Regions from separate parts of the Homo sapiens genome. Here all the other regions are linked to region 1. The links are chromatin contacts, found by Hi-C or POLR2A ChIA-PET in ENCODE. All regions are on one chromosome and are shown on one strand. Each heading gives the region's core, a stretch centred on a gene start or an enhancer-like site at or near the end of the contact. The rest is flanking DNA. Distances are from core to core; before and after follow the strand shown.

Region 1 (4,133 bases), core at 1,568-4,067:
ACGTCACTACACTCAAAGCCTAGATTAGCCAATGCATGAATGTCTAATCTGCCTTGATTAAAAGGAAGCTGGTGGAAATGAGGAATCTTTTCCATGCTGTCATTAGCAGAAACTTCGGAGTGAGACAGACCCGGGTTTGAGTTCTGGCTCTAGCTCTGTGACTGTAAGCCAGCCACATCATTCCTGTGTCATGGTTTCTCCATCTGTAAAATGGGAATCATCAGAGTACCAACTTCACAGGCTGTTCAGTGGATGATGTGATGGTGTAGATCATGCACTCAGCGAGGGGCTGGCAGGCTTCCCACAGGAGCTGCTGCTATTTGTATTCTCCCTGTCTGGCCTACTTCATTTATCCATCAAGCTTCCTGAATGAATGGATTCCATTTTCTAAAAAATAGATGGTACCTGGAGAGCTCATTTTATTCCATTTTCCCACATCTTGACTCTGCTGTTAATACCATCCATTATTTTGTGGCCTGCTTTTTGTTGCATACTGTCAGATTTGTGATGAATGTAGCACAGCGTGGGCGTGAAGTCAATACAGAGCCTCCTGAGAGCTGCCCCTGTGGCCCAGCACAGACTACTTCTTGCCCCTTGTGTGGCTGGCTGTATGTGCAACTGTCTCTGCGGGCAGGACCTGAATCCTCCTCACCTCTGTGGCTGTAATGTGTCTGGAATGAATGAATGAATGAATGAATGAATGAATGAACAAATGAAAAAAAGGGATCGGCCGGGCGCGGTGGCTCATGCCTGTAATCCCAGCACTTTGGGAGGCCGAGGTGGGCAGATCACAGGAGGTCAGGAGTTCGAGACCAGCCTGACCAACACGGAGAAACCCCGTCTCTACTAAAAATACAAAATTAGCTGGGCGTGGTGGCACGTGCCTGTAATCCCAGCTACTTGGGAAGGTGAGGCAGGAGTATCGCTTCACGCCGGGGGCAGAGGCTGTGGTGAGCTGAGATCGCACCATTGTACTCCAGCCTGGGTAACAAGAGCGAAACTCTGTCTCAAAAAAAAAAAGGATCAATAGAACCAAATCAACTGAAATGAATGGGTCACAAAGGACATCGCTGGAACATTGAATTATTGCCTGGATTTGGATTTAAAATGTTAAGAGTATTGTAGAGATTTAGAATAACTTTGAGTCCTCCAACATCCAGCAGAAGGAAAGATGGGATACTGTGGGTCGAAGGATGGGGTACTCTGGGTTGAAGGATGGGGTACTGTAGGTCGGGAAAAAGGAAGAGGGGCCAAGTATTGCGCCGGTTTTCTGTGCGATGAGTTTAAGGTGTTTTCGGGCCTCCAGAGTAGACCTCATCTGCTGGGTTGGGTTTAAGGGAGAGACCCATGGCTTTTTACCAGCTGTGCAGCAGGTTAGCAAACAGGCTTTTACCCTGAAGCCACTGGATATCCCCGAGCTTCAGGAGAGAACCCTGGAAACCCTACTGCTCTTCAGAATCAACAAGCCCTGGAATGTTTCTGGCCAGAGCCAGGCAAGGACAGAGATTTAAAGGGGATGTGACAAGTGTCCCAGGTAAGTGACACCCAGGCCCAAACTGGAAGGGTACCAGCATTCTCCCTGTTTGAGGATCCTTGTCAGGGACCTCAGCCATAGGGAACATCTGAGCTTGGCCTCTGAGCCCTTCCGTCCACTCCTAGCACTGCCTCCACAGCCCCAAAGAAGACCCCACTTCTCCTCGAGGGTGGCTGGCCTGCTGGCAAAGACCATTTCCTCCTCCTCCACTTGGGAAGCCAGGGGAGCCTGGCCCGGCCCATCAGCTGGGCCAGAGGGCGGTACTGCCCTGGGGTGCCCTGAGGGAGAAGGGCAGGGCTCCGGGTGCCTGTGCAGTGCTGGGCCTCAGCAGGGGCCTGGCCCAGTGTGACCGCAGCGCCACAATAGCCAGGCTCCCCCCGAGGGCATCTTGTACGCAGGCTGATACTTTGAGCTTACTCATTCCAAACCCCTTTGCTGTCCTTCCTCAGGAAGCTTCCTATTGAAAGATAAATGCTCTGTCTGTGATCAAACAGATTTACATTTATTTACTTTCCTTTCCTCCCAGGACTGCGCCAGCCCAGACAAGTCCAAGAGGAGGATTCCAGGCAGTTAAGATGGTTTCCGGAGAAGCCTGGAATTTCCCCGTAAGCACAAGCTCGGCAGAAAAAGGCAGGGTCCCTCGGCAGCCAGGGCAGGGGCTGAGTCAGTCCCAAGTCTCCCTGGCAAATGGATCACCCCTTAGGGTGGGAAGAGCCCCCCAGCTGTGTGGGGAACCTGGCTAGAGGTTGCTGAACCTCTGCTTTCAAGGAGTCTTGTGACCCCGGGAGCATAGAACAATCGCGGAGGCGCTTACATCCAAAATCCATTTTCCTTCAAAAAAGTGTCCAGGTGGAGGTAAAGAAAGAGGACCCTGTATACTTTGGTAAATCTGTGATTTAGCTACAATGTAACTGGGCCTTGGGAACCCAGGGTGAGGTTTCTTATGTGACATCTCCTGGAAAAGCTCCGCTCAATTCCTGAAAAATCCCTTATCAGACACCGACAGGAAACAGGGATTTCCAGGGAAATGGATGTGGAAGGCACCTGAAGGCCATTCCAAAACTCCAAAGTTTTTATTTATTTTACTAACTTAGGTGACTTAGACATACAACTTCCTGCAAACAGTGCATTCAGCTTTGTGTTCCTAAGCAAATAAATGGAACAGAGGCCACCAAAACTAGGCCCGCTGGAAAGGGCAGAGCAGATGCCCTTACACCCATAGCCCCTGGGGGTCATGCCTGTGAGTTCTTGCATATCAGCTTGTGACAGCGTTGTGACCTGCCCCTTTGTCACCTTGCCACCACATCACCCCCCAGGGGTCTGGGCATTTCCTCGAAGCTGCTTCCAGGACAGGATCAGGAACGTGTTACTTGGGTGGGGGGCTGGGAGGGAGGCAAGGAGCTCTGGTTCTGCCCATGTCCTCCAGCCTCGAGTGTGCAACTGCTCTTCTGGGAACTTGGGTCTCCTCATCTGAAACACAGGGAATTAGAGAAGATGATTTTGTAACGCTCGAAGGCTCTGTAATCCCCAAAAACATGCTCTAAAGGGATCTCCAGTCCAGCATATCAACCCAAACAAAAGACAACGCTGTGGTTACTTGTTCAAATGCCTCTTTCTTCTTGTAAACAGTGCACTCCCAATGACAGAGGCCCTCTGCTACTCATCATCTAGGTAGCTGACAGGTGGCTGCCTGCGGTACCTGATGTTTGGACAGACAAACAAATGACCAGGTGACACCCAAGTGCGATTCTCTCTGATCGCCATCCTGTAGCCTGTCTCCTTAGCTGGGCTCCAAGCTCTTTGGGGAGCGAGGAACAGATCTGTTCTACATAGAATCTCCAATCAGAGCTGACGGTGGCTCAGGAAGCACCAGGGTGCCCAGGCTAGTTGTTGAAATATTGAAGTACTTCTGTGCAGTTGCTGAGCCTGAGAGAGCCTCTCTCCCCTCCCCCGCCACCAAGCCCAACATCTATCCGAAGGTTTCCTCTCCACCATCCAGCCACTGAAGGGTGGTGACTGATGTAGCAGGGCTGTAGGCCTCTGCTCCAGGACTGTATATGCCTGGTGCCATTCTGATTGGCCAGCGCCCTTGCCATACTGTCGTTAAATGTTGAGTGGTAGACCAGCCCAATGCAGGTGATGGGGAGGGAGAGCAGATGACTGGTAGGTGCCACCTGTCACCTGAGAATAGATATATGTAGGCCCTGCTTTCCCAATGGACTGAGAATGTTCCCAGCAAAGAAGTGGGCAGTGTGTGCTGCCTGACCCCAAGAAGACACATGCCCAGATCCCTAGCTGGACAGAACGAGGACCTCCAAGCACACCTGCAGGCAAAGGAATGGGCTGAGTCTCAGCCCCCCGGACTTACGAGCCAGGCGGCCCCACCTGTCTAAACTTGCGTTTCCTCTTCTGTACACAGGAGACAGTTAAACCTACCTTCCAGTTTGCGTGAGGACTTGTGTCTAACACGGGCTCTGATCTGTACCCACAGGTAGGGCTTTCCCTCCTGACAAAATCTTATTTTGATAAATCAGGACTTTAAAAATGACCAAGTGGTTAAGCAAGTGCATTCCGTCTGTGCAGATGCATCAAGCTGTTC
Region 2 (4,485 bases), core at 1,850-4,349, 88 kb after region 1:
AGAGACAGTAGAACCAATCCACAGGACAACTTATCAGCTCTCACCGGCTTGCAACTCTATTTCCTGCTCTCTCCCTCACCCTTACCCTGGGACGCTTGGGAGAATAAGATTTAATTTCCCATTTCTGGGGACTCTAAAAACTGTGCAGAAGGGAAAGGGAAGGTAAGTCATTGAGGGCTGACCATCTCCAGGACCAGGTAAAGGCTGAGACGGAAACACACTTGCTTGCCTGCCTGACCCAGAAAGCCTTGTTCTCCTTTCTGGAACCTCGGGAGCAAAACAGGCAAAGGTCCCACAGGTGATTGGGGGAAGAGCAATCCAGATGGCAGATAATCCTATACAATAATGCTCAGGCACACCAGGGGTCAGAGAAATGAAACAAAGTAACAATGAAGTGTTACTGCCCACCCATCAGCCCAGCCAGCACAAACAAGGAAATCACAACTGATGCTACGGGGATGTGGAAACAGGTGCCTTCATGTACTATTAATGGAAGTGAGAATTGCTGTAGTTTATTGGGAAAACAATCTGGAAACATCCTATATATATATAGTGTATACACACACACACACACACACACACACACATCCCCTTCAGCTCAGCACTCCTACTCTTGGGAATCTATGCCTGGGAAATAAAAGCACTAGCTCGGAAGGACACATACACACACGCGTCCATATGTACAAATGAGAATGTTTGTGGAAGCATTATTTATAAGTGAAAAAACTAGAGATAAAATGAATGCCATCAAAGTAAGAATGTTGAATCAGATGTGGGCCATCCATCCTATGGACTACATTAGCAGAATGAAATAAGAGAGGCATACCAGTGAACTTGAGGGATTTTTCTATGAAGTACTGATGAGCAAGAAAAGCAACATGCAGTAAATTTGATTCATATGATCTCATTTTTATAAAACAATTTTTAAAAACTTGTACATGTATCTATGTGTTGATGTGTGTCATAAGTGTCTATGACTTTTATAAGCACAGATAAACATATGGGAGGATTCCAAGTTATTAAATGAGTTATTTGGTGTGGAGTAGGGGTCGGGGTAGCGTGGAAACAAAGGGAAAAACTCCATGCACCCCCCTCTCTCACGCACACATGCATGCACACATCCAGGGAAACAATAAGAATGAGGGGTCCCTGGCCCTCTTTCCCTCTGTGGTGCCTGCCCGGAGCTCAGCTCTTGTGGGTAGCTGTCACTACAGGACACTGTGGAGGGGACTAATTACATGCCAATAAGTGTAAAGGTCAGTGGCCATCTCAGTGCCACTCAGCACTGGAGTTCCCATTCCTGGGCCCCTGGGCCACAGCCTCCCCGTCGGAATAACACTTGGAAATTTCCAGGAAGAAGAAATTCACTCTGCTCAGGGCAGCATGTTCTACTTTTTGAAAATGACTTTTTAGTGAGTTCTTTCTCACATGATGCTGAATTTCACCCCTTAACGCTTCTGCTCTCTGCTCCACGTCCTGCCCCCTAGAGCCACAAGGAACAAGTACATTTCCTGTCCCATATGAAGACAGAGATAATGCCCCCCTGGGCTTTCTCTTATCTTAACTAAACATCCCCAGTCCTGCCACCGGTGCTGAGCACTCATCTAAGGCATTTCCTGATGGCAGGTCAGGTTCTTACTCCTCCAGTGAGACACAGGGATTTTGATAAGATGCAGGCGAAGACCCCAAATCTCCAAGCCTTCCCAAGGAACAAGTCAGCACTACCCCTATCAGAAAAACTCTGAAGGAGATACAGAGCAGGGTGGGGAGGAAGGCAGTTCCAAAGGTCCTTCTAATTTCCTTAGGAGCCCCATGGCCCGTGGCCACCACTAGCGTGACTACACAATGACTGCCTCCCAGCTTCCACACCGGGCTCCCAGTGCATGTCACCGAGCTTGCCTGGCCATGACTCATGCAGGAAAGGCTGCACAGGTGACGCCAGGTGTGGACATGGCAGAAGGAACGGAAGATGAGGTTAGGCTTGGCTTCCTTGCAATCACCTTCTGAAGGGCTGTGGGCTGCAGCAGGGGCACTGGGCATTCCAAGCTGGGGGAGAATGCAGCCTTCACAGACTTGCCACAGGCACCTATGCCCCAGGGGCATACACAAGGGACTGCAAAGGGAGAAATGAACCATGGTGAGTTAAATCTCATTAATGCAAAACCTACCAACCCAGAATTAGAGAGACCTGGGCCTGGAGTTGACAGCGCCAATCCCAGAAACAGCTTTCACGGGTAAAGATACGAGTACACAATGTTTCAGAATTCCCGAAGGAGGTGACGTAGTAAACTTTCGAAACGTAGTTCCCTGAAGGAGGAATCTTCAGTGGGGTTCTAAGAGCACTGCGTTCCTCTGGGGCTCTGTCATTAGCTGTACATCAGCAGGCAGGTCACCTCTCTGCTTTGAGCCTCAGTTTTGTCTTTGAAAAAATGGAAATAAGCCCAGGCGCGGTGGCTCATGCCTGTAATCCCGGCACTCTGGGAAGCCAGGGCGGGTGGATCACGAGGTCAGGAGTTTAAGACCAGCCTGGCCAGCATGGTGAAACCCTGTCTCTACTAAAAATACAAAAAAAAAAAAATTAGCTGGGTGTGGTGGCACGCGCCTGTAATCCCAGCTACTCGGGAGGCTAGGGCAGGAGAATCACTTGAACCTGGGAGGTGGAGGTTGCAGTGAGCCGAGATTGCGCCATTGCACTCCAGCCTGGGAGACACAGCGAGACTCCATCTCAAACAAAAAAAAAAAAAAAAAAGGAAATAACATATATAGTGAAGCTGATATAAAAATCCAATAAGGGAAATCACATAAAATGACTATGTGACCTTAGATTGCTGTATAAATATGACTTTATTGGTCCTGCTGAGGACAGGCGATGAAGGGTATCCAGTAAGGGACCTGGGTAGCTGCTATGAAATGAGTGACTGGGTGATAACATGAGCCACTTTTCCCAACAAGAAGACAGAAAGAATGGATCAGAAACCAGGAGAGGATTCCAAGTGAATCAAGTGTAAACACACTCCTAGCCCGGGCCCCGCACAGAGTATATGGCCTGACAATGAAGCGATGGCTGGAGCTACATTCCACGACAATGAGCTGGATGCCCCCAGATGAGAGGAGGCCTCCGAGGGCTGTTTCGTCCTCACTCCGCAGAACAATGCTGAGTCTCCCGAATGCCTCTTTTGTTCCATACGGCACAAACATCACAAACATCTTTTAACCACCCTGTGTTTTCCTAGCTGTTTGTTCTTTTCTCAAAGGTCCTAAGATCACAGAATCATCTCCAAGAACAATAGCTGGGGAGCCTGTTCTGCAGTTGAAACAACAAGGTCAAGGGGTTTGTGGCTGAAGCAGGGAAGGCAGGGGGAGGTCAGGGGCTGGGCGGGGCGGGGGGAGCAGCCTGTCCCTGCATTCCCTTGGGATGGGAAGTTCCCACTGGGCCCGCAGGATTCCTGCTCGTGACTGGGGTACCGGCTGCCTGTCTCTAGGATCAGATTCCACTCAAAACTCACATGCTGTCTCTTTTCTCTCTGAAAACAAAAAGCTTAGATTTCTCCTCTGTCTTCAGCCTAAGGCCTCTATCCAGGTTCCACGGACAAGATGATCTACTCAAAGGAGGGCAGAGCCTGGGCGTCCAGCAAAGGCCTCACCCCCACCCACTCTGACACAGTAGCTGCCCCATCCTCCTGGGGGTGCCCCTCCCAACCCCACCACTGCCCTCTGCTGCTCAGATGCCCCCCCCGCCCCAGCCCCCATGGCCACAGAGAAGGAAAGCCTGGTAAAGAGCTTCAGGCTGGGCATGGAATCCTGGCTCCACCACATCCTGGCTCTGAGGCTGGCCTTGAACCATGTGTAAACCATCTGTGCCTCAGTTTTCTCATCTGGAAAATGGGAGTAATATTCATATTGACCTTACAGCATTGCCGTGAGGATTCAGTGACACTCCATATAAAGCAAGCATTGAGCACAGTGCCTGGCACAGGGTGCACCCCAATAACATTAACTAACATTATTATTCCTGTTCAGCTGTAGCAACAGAAACACCCCTGTATTCCCATGACTATCGTTAGCATTGCTATTATCCCTGCAGTGTTCTCCTCGGATGGCTCCATGAAAAGTGCTTAGTAACTCTGAGAGTGAAACCCATTTCATTCAGGATTCAGAGTCAGGATTTCCCTTCTCCGTGGCTCCGTCACTGAGCACCGACTCTGCGGGGTCCCGGAGGGGAAGACAAGGCAAGCTCACGGCACCTGAGAAGCTGGAAGAGCACGGAGAGGGTGTGCGGCCTGGCTGGCACAGCTCCTGCATGTCAGGCCAGCCCCCGCCCTGTTCCCAGACAGTCAGGGTTCCTAGGGCTTACTCCCCCAAACCCTCACCTGCAAATCAGGCTCGTGGTGTTCCCCTACCTCCCTGGGGCTCACAGGCAGGAGAGTGTGAGGGTGTGTGACGTGTGTTGGAGCTAAGATTATATAGCTGGGTGGCCTGTGGGCC
Region 3 (4,438 bases), core at 1,827-4,326, 100 kb before region 1:
GCATGTCCCTCCTCCATCTCACTGCCCTCTTCTGGGAAGAGACTGGTGAACTTGCAGAGGTCAAGAAGCCTCCTGAGAGAAGAGTTCACAAGCAACACTGACTCCTTCCTTTTGAAGATTCCCACTATTAGAAGATCTCTGATGGGCTGAGATGATTGAGTCTGGGACGATCTGGCAGGAAAGAAGTCCAAGTAGACCCTCCTCCAAAGCTCCCCATGGGCCACTAGCAGCATTTGGATGTGGAGTCAGAGAACAAAAGGAACTTAGACCTCCCTAAGTGTAGATTCCCCAACCCAATCAGTTAATGAGAAAGACTGAGGGGGAGCCTTGGTTCTTCCCTTCTTCAGCCCACAACAAGTCCCTTCAGACTGAGAGAGCACAAGAATTCTCAGATAAACAAGGTGGAATATCTCAAGAGGGACCAACTTCCTGTGAGTTTGGCTGTGGGGGTGGTTAAAGTGATTAGTCTGAACATTACAAACAGATGTAGTCATATGTGTCTTCCAAGCTAGTAAAGCAAGTTTTGTGTTGCAAGGGGTCAAAGGCATTTTCAAAGTCAAAGAAATGTTATCGGTCTATTCCTCATCTGCAAATCATACACCCCACACTGAAGGAGATATGTTCAAATTCTCACTGCCCACTTGTCCCTGCCTACTCAGTCTCTCCACACTCCTTCTTCCTCCCAAGTGGAGAGGCAGCAGCAAGTGCTGATGGGGAGTCAGGGAATGAGGCAGGGGGATGAGTCTCAAAGGACCTTTGTTACTGTAGGTAGTCAGACATGAGCAGGGCAGGAAAGGGCCCCCCACCCCCGACCAGGAATGTCAGGCGACCATCAGGTGATTGTTAACTGTCTCTTTAAAATATTAATAATAATTGGTCGCAGCCAGCACTAGGGAAAGGCAGTCTTCCAATCGATAGAAACATCTGAAACTGGCGATCAGCAGCTTCCCAGTGAGATCGCAGGGGCTTGGTAACTGAGCTCAAGCATGCGCACTAAGAGGAACAATGGCAGAGTTTAACTGGTATATGACCTTCCTCTAGGAATGCTGGACTGGGAAGGGAAAAACGCCTCGAGTGAGCATGCGCACGACCTCAGTAAACACTGCGCATGCGGCCTTCCCAAGTGCTGGCAAGCCACTATGTTTGTGGGCAGCCCACCCCAAGGGAAGCATCAGGGGAGATGGGTTGCGACCACCCGGAAGTGTGCCAACATATAAAACCCCGAGTCAAAGGTCAAACTGTGCACTTGATCTCTCAAGTCACCCTCCTGGACCTCTTCCAAGTGTACTGTACTTCCTTTCATTCCTGCCCCAAAGCTTTTGAATGCACTTTCACTTCTGCTCTAAAACTTGCCTTGGTCTCTCATTCTGTCTTATGTCCCTTAGTCAAATTTTTTCTTCCAGGGAGGCAAGAATTGAGGTTGCTGCAGGCCAGTACAGAGTCGCTGCTGCGAAGATACTTTGGTGCCGTGTGACTCAGATCCATCCCCTAGCGGTCACACCGTGAACTTTTCGGATCCATCCCCTAGCGGTCACGCCGTGAACTTTTCGGATCCATCCCCTAGCGGTCACACCGTGAACTTTGCTTTAGTCACGTGGCTTCTCCCTTCCGCCGCCATTATTCCCACTCAACGAAGTAATAGTCGGGCTCAAACACCACACGGAAGGCTTTGGCTCTAAAAAAATTTTTGTTCTGGCTTCACATAAGGCTGAACTCTTTTTTTCTAAAGTGATCCAAGAGTAAGGATTATGTTTCTCTGAACCTACTGGATTTTGTATGAAGTCTCTGAGCCAGGACACACATTTTAAGTGAAATCACACAATCTCAAAGTATGTTTGTACAGCCCAATTTCATCTGGAAAAGCCAATACTGCTACACAAGGATTTTTTTTTAAATTCCAAAGCAGTGAAGTAGTTGGAGCTCAGTAGCCCAGAGATGTGAATTATGCTCTCAACTTCATTATTTTAATGTTTAATTTGAGCATTTTTTTTTCTTTTGAGACAGAGTCTCACTCTGTCACCCAGGTCTTCATGTCCCAGGCCCAAACAATCCTCCCATCTCAGCCTGAGGAGTAGCTGGGACTATGACCGTGTGCCACCACACCCAGATAATTTTTTTTTTTTTTTTTTTTTTTGTAGAGACAGGGCCTCACTGTGTTGCCCAAGCTGGTCTTGAACTCCTGGGCTCAAGTGATCCTCTCATCTCAGCCTTTCAAAGTGCTGGAAATACATGTGTGAGCCAGTGCGCCCAGCCTCAAGCATCTTCATTATGATATGTATAAATATGTATCTATTTCAGCAAAGAAGAGAACTCATCCAACAGACCATACCAGACAAAGCAAAAATTGTGTAATTTTACTTTTGGCAACATCTCTATTGCATTGACTGGAGAGGGTTTGGCACTTCCCATGGAAAGGATGGCAATTTAAAGTAAAATATTATTGAAAACTTTATCCACTTGTGTTGGAGCCAAGTAGCAAAAGAGACACTAGAGTTTCTCCTGTCCTGCTGCTAACATCATGGTCTCAAGTCCAGGCACAGTATCTAGAAATACGTTTCGACATCCTGCCTGACGTCTTCCTGTAGCATGGCTGGCACCATAATTGCAGAAGAACATCCAGAGGCAGGTCCCTTTACTAACAGCCGTGCCTGCATTTCAACAGCCACTGGACTGCACCTGTGGAGAGAATCACTGCAGCCAAAATCTCTTTGTGGTAGACAAAAGCACCAAGAGCTTGTTGTGTTGAAATCAGGAAGGCACACTAGGGTGAGTAAGAATAATTTGCAGACAGACCAACCACTAACTCTATAGCCTCTTTCTAGAGGAGGTGAAAAATGCTTCCATTAAAATCCTGTATTTCACATTCTCTAAATATTTGAGCTTCCTGACAGGCATTCTTCTCGGAGTTGGGGAGGAAGCTTGACTCAGCTCAGCTTTGTAGGCCCATGAAGTCTTGAGGCACACACCAATGACAGGATACACTTGTGCAGCGTCCCAGGGTCAGGAGAGCTGGAGCAGGTCCAGCTCCTCCACAGCTTGGGGCATGGTGGGCAGGCAGCAGAGAGGAAAACAGTGGGAAAAGCTGGACAAGGACTAATTGAAAGCCAAGGTCGTTACTCTGATTCAATCATTCCTTCCTGGAAAGAGAGCGGTTTTGTGCTTAACCTCGTGGCCTAAGGTTTCCAGGATATTGCTGGCTCCTGGATCTCTCTGGGGCCAGCTTATTTACCAGGCTTCTAGGCCCAGGGACAGAAGGATGTCAGAGGAAATTACTCAAATGGGACACAAAGAGAAACCAAAGGCAAAGAAAAAGCTTTTAAAAATGCTGCTCACAGATCCTTCCAGTAGAAATTGCAATCAGTTAAACAGATGCCACATTTTTACTGCCCACTACAGCTTTAAAGTGTATTTCATGGAGTTTCAGACTATTTAAATTTTTTTCCAAAAAGAGTGTCATTTGGAGAATGTCCAAAGGGAGAAAAGCAAATTGATAACTTCTAAAAAACTCACTTTAACCTTTTACAAGCCCGTCTCTGAATATGCCCAAATGTATGCAAGATCTTCCTTAAAGTTTTCCAGAGTGAGAGGACAAAGTGCCTGTCTACCAGGACAGCCTTCCCAGTTTCCTCCTACACAGTGTTGGCTGGAGCACGTCAAAGCAGACCGTGTTTTAACTTAGTGCTTTGCCATTCCTTGGCATGTGGTCAGTGACCTGAGAAGCAGAGTCCACACAGATGCAAGTGAGGATGCCAGGAATGGGGAGCGTGACCTGGAGGACCTCTGTGATGAACTGAATAAAACCAAGGTGAGCAGGGTCCCAGAGCAAGACAGTGGTGTCTAATGGACGTCTTTCTAAAGAAAAGACCCGATGAATCTCTGAAGATCTCCCTTGGGGACAATGAGGCAGATTTGTACCTTAACCCCAGAGGGCCAAAGTAGGAACAAAAGGGAAACAGGATTTAGTTCCATACAAGGAAGAACATTTTAGCTGGATGCCCCAGGGAGCAGTGAACCCCCTGACCTTGGCCTACCTCTAGTGTACCCCAGGTGACTGCTGCCGGGAAATCTGTGGAAGGGACTCTTGTGTAGACAGCAGAACCAGCCTAGAGTGTCTGCAGTAAGTATTGACTCAGAGAAAGGCAGGGCAGTAAAGGCATATTTCCCCAAGGAAGGAGGCCTTCTGGTATCAGCATTTCCAGTTCCCAGCAAAGGCATATTCTGAAAAGGTCATTGCACATAAGCACTGGAACTTCTGAGGGTAGGGCCTTAACGGATTCATTTTTGTGCTCCTCTGTAGTAAAGGAATGGATGAGGAAGTGAGTGAATGGAAACTGATCTGCTCTCAAGGAGGGTGATAGGACACTATGTACCCCCAGCCTGGGGGACAGGCAGAGGAACAGCGCAGGAAGGCTAGGAAAGTATGTTGGGGCAAGATTAT

The links. A loop is a pair of places that touch in the nucleus more often than their neighbours do. ChIA-PET counts read pairs that join two places held with the same protein, here RNA polymerase II (POLR2A). Pooled maps may share reads with other maps.
Region 2: a map of endothelial cell of umbilical vein shows a loop between it and region 1 (8-fold over the local background). The contact joins two enhancer-like sites. A Hi-C loop is called at or near these places in 10 of 168 maps with a recorded cell type or tissue (Caco-2, HepG2, PC-3 and 6 more), 3 of 37 single-sample maps with no recorded cell type and 10 of 50 pooled maps. POLR2A ChIA-PET finds 5 or more read pairs at or near these places in 4 of 52 experiments (A549, BJ, PC-9 and 1 more).
Region 3: a map of endothelial cell of umbilical vein shows a loop between it and region 1 (9-fold over the local background). The contact joins two enhancer-like sites. A Hi-C loop is called at or near these places in 1 of 168 maps with a recorded cell type or tissue (endothelial cell of umbilical vein) and 2 of 50 pooled maps. POLR2A ChIA-PET finds 5 or more read pairs at or near these places in 1 of 52 experiments (endothelial cell of umbilical vein).

The regions. Positions count from the first base shown.
Region 1 is chr3:195,029,116-195,033,248 of GRCh38, forward strand. No RefSeq gene overlaps it. Among named protein-coding and RNA genes, the nearest start is that of XXYLT1-AS1, 63 kb to the right of the region's middle. RefSeq lists enhancers at 1,281-2,278, 2,279-3,277. Within about 2 kb of position 2,818, at least 10 of the 41 ENCODE cell types and tissues checked have a DNase peak (open chromatin) inside an H3K27ac peak, as active enhancers do; they include PC-3, PC-9 and endothelial cell of umbilical vein, where a contact is called at or near this core.
Region 2 is chr3:195,116,557-195,121,041 of GRCh38, forward strand. All of the region lies in intron 3 of XXYLT1 (xyloside xylosyltransferase 1), which reads right to left. Among named protein-coding and RNA genes, the nearest start is that of MIR3137, 16 kb to the right of the region's middle. RefSeq lists enhancers at 745-1,287, 1,288-1,828, 1,562-1,621. Within about 2 kb of position 3,100, at least 8 of the 41 ENCODE cell types and tissues checked have a DNase peak (open chromatin) inside an H3K27ac peak, as active enhancers do; they include PC-3, PC-9 and endothelial cell of umbilical vein, where a contact is called at or near this core.
Region 3 is chr3:194,927,920-194,932,357 of GRCh38, forward strand. No RefSeq gene overlaps it. Among named protein-coding and RNA genes, the nearest start is that of LINC01972, 160 kb to the left of the region's middle. Within about 2 kb of position 3,077, at least 19 of the 41 ENCODE cell types and tissues checked have a DNase peak (open chromatin) inside an H3K27ac peak, as active enhancers do; they include endothelial cell of umbilical vein, where a contact is called at or near this core.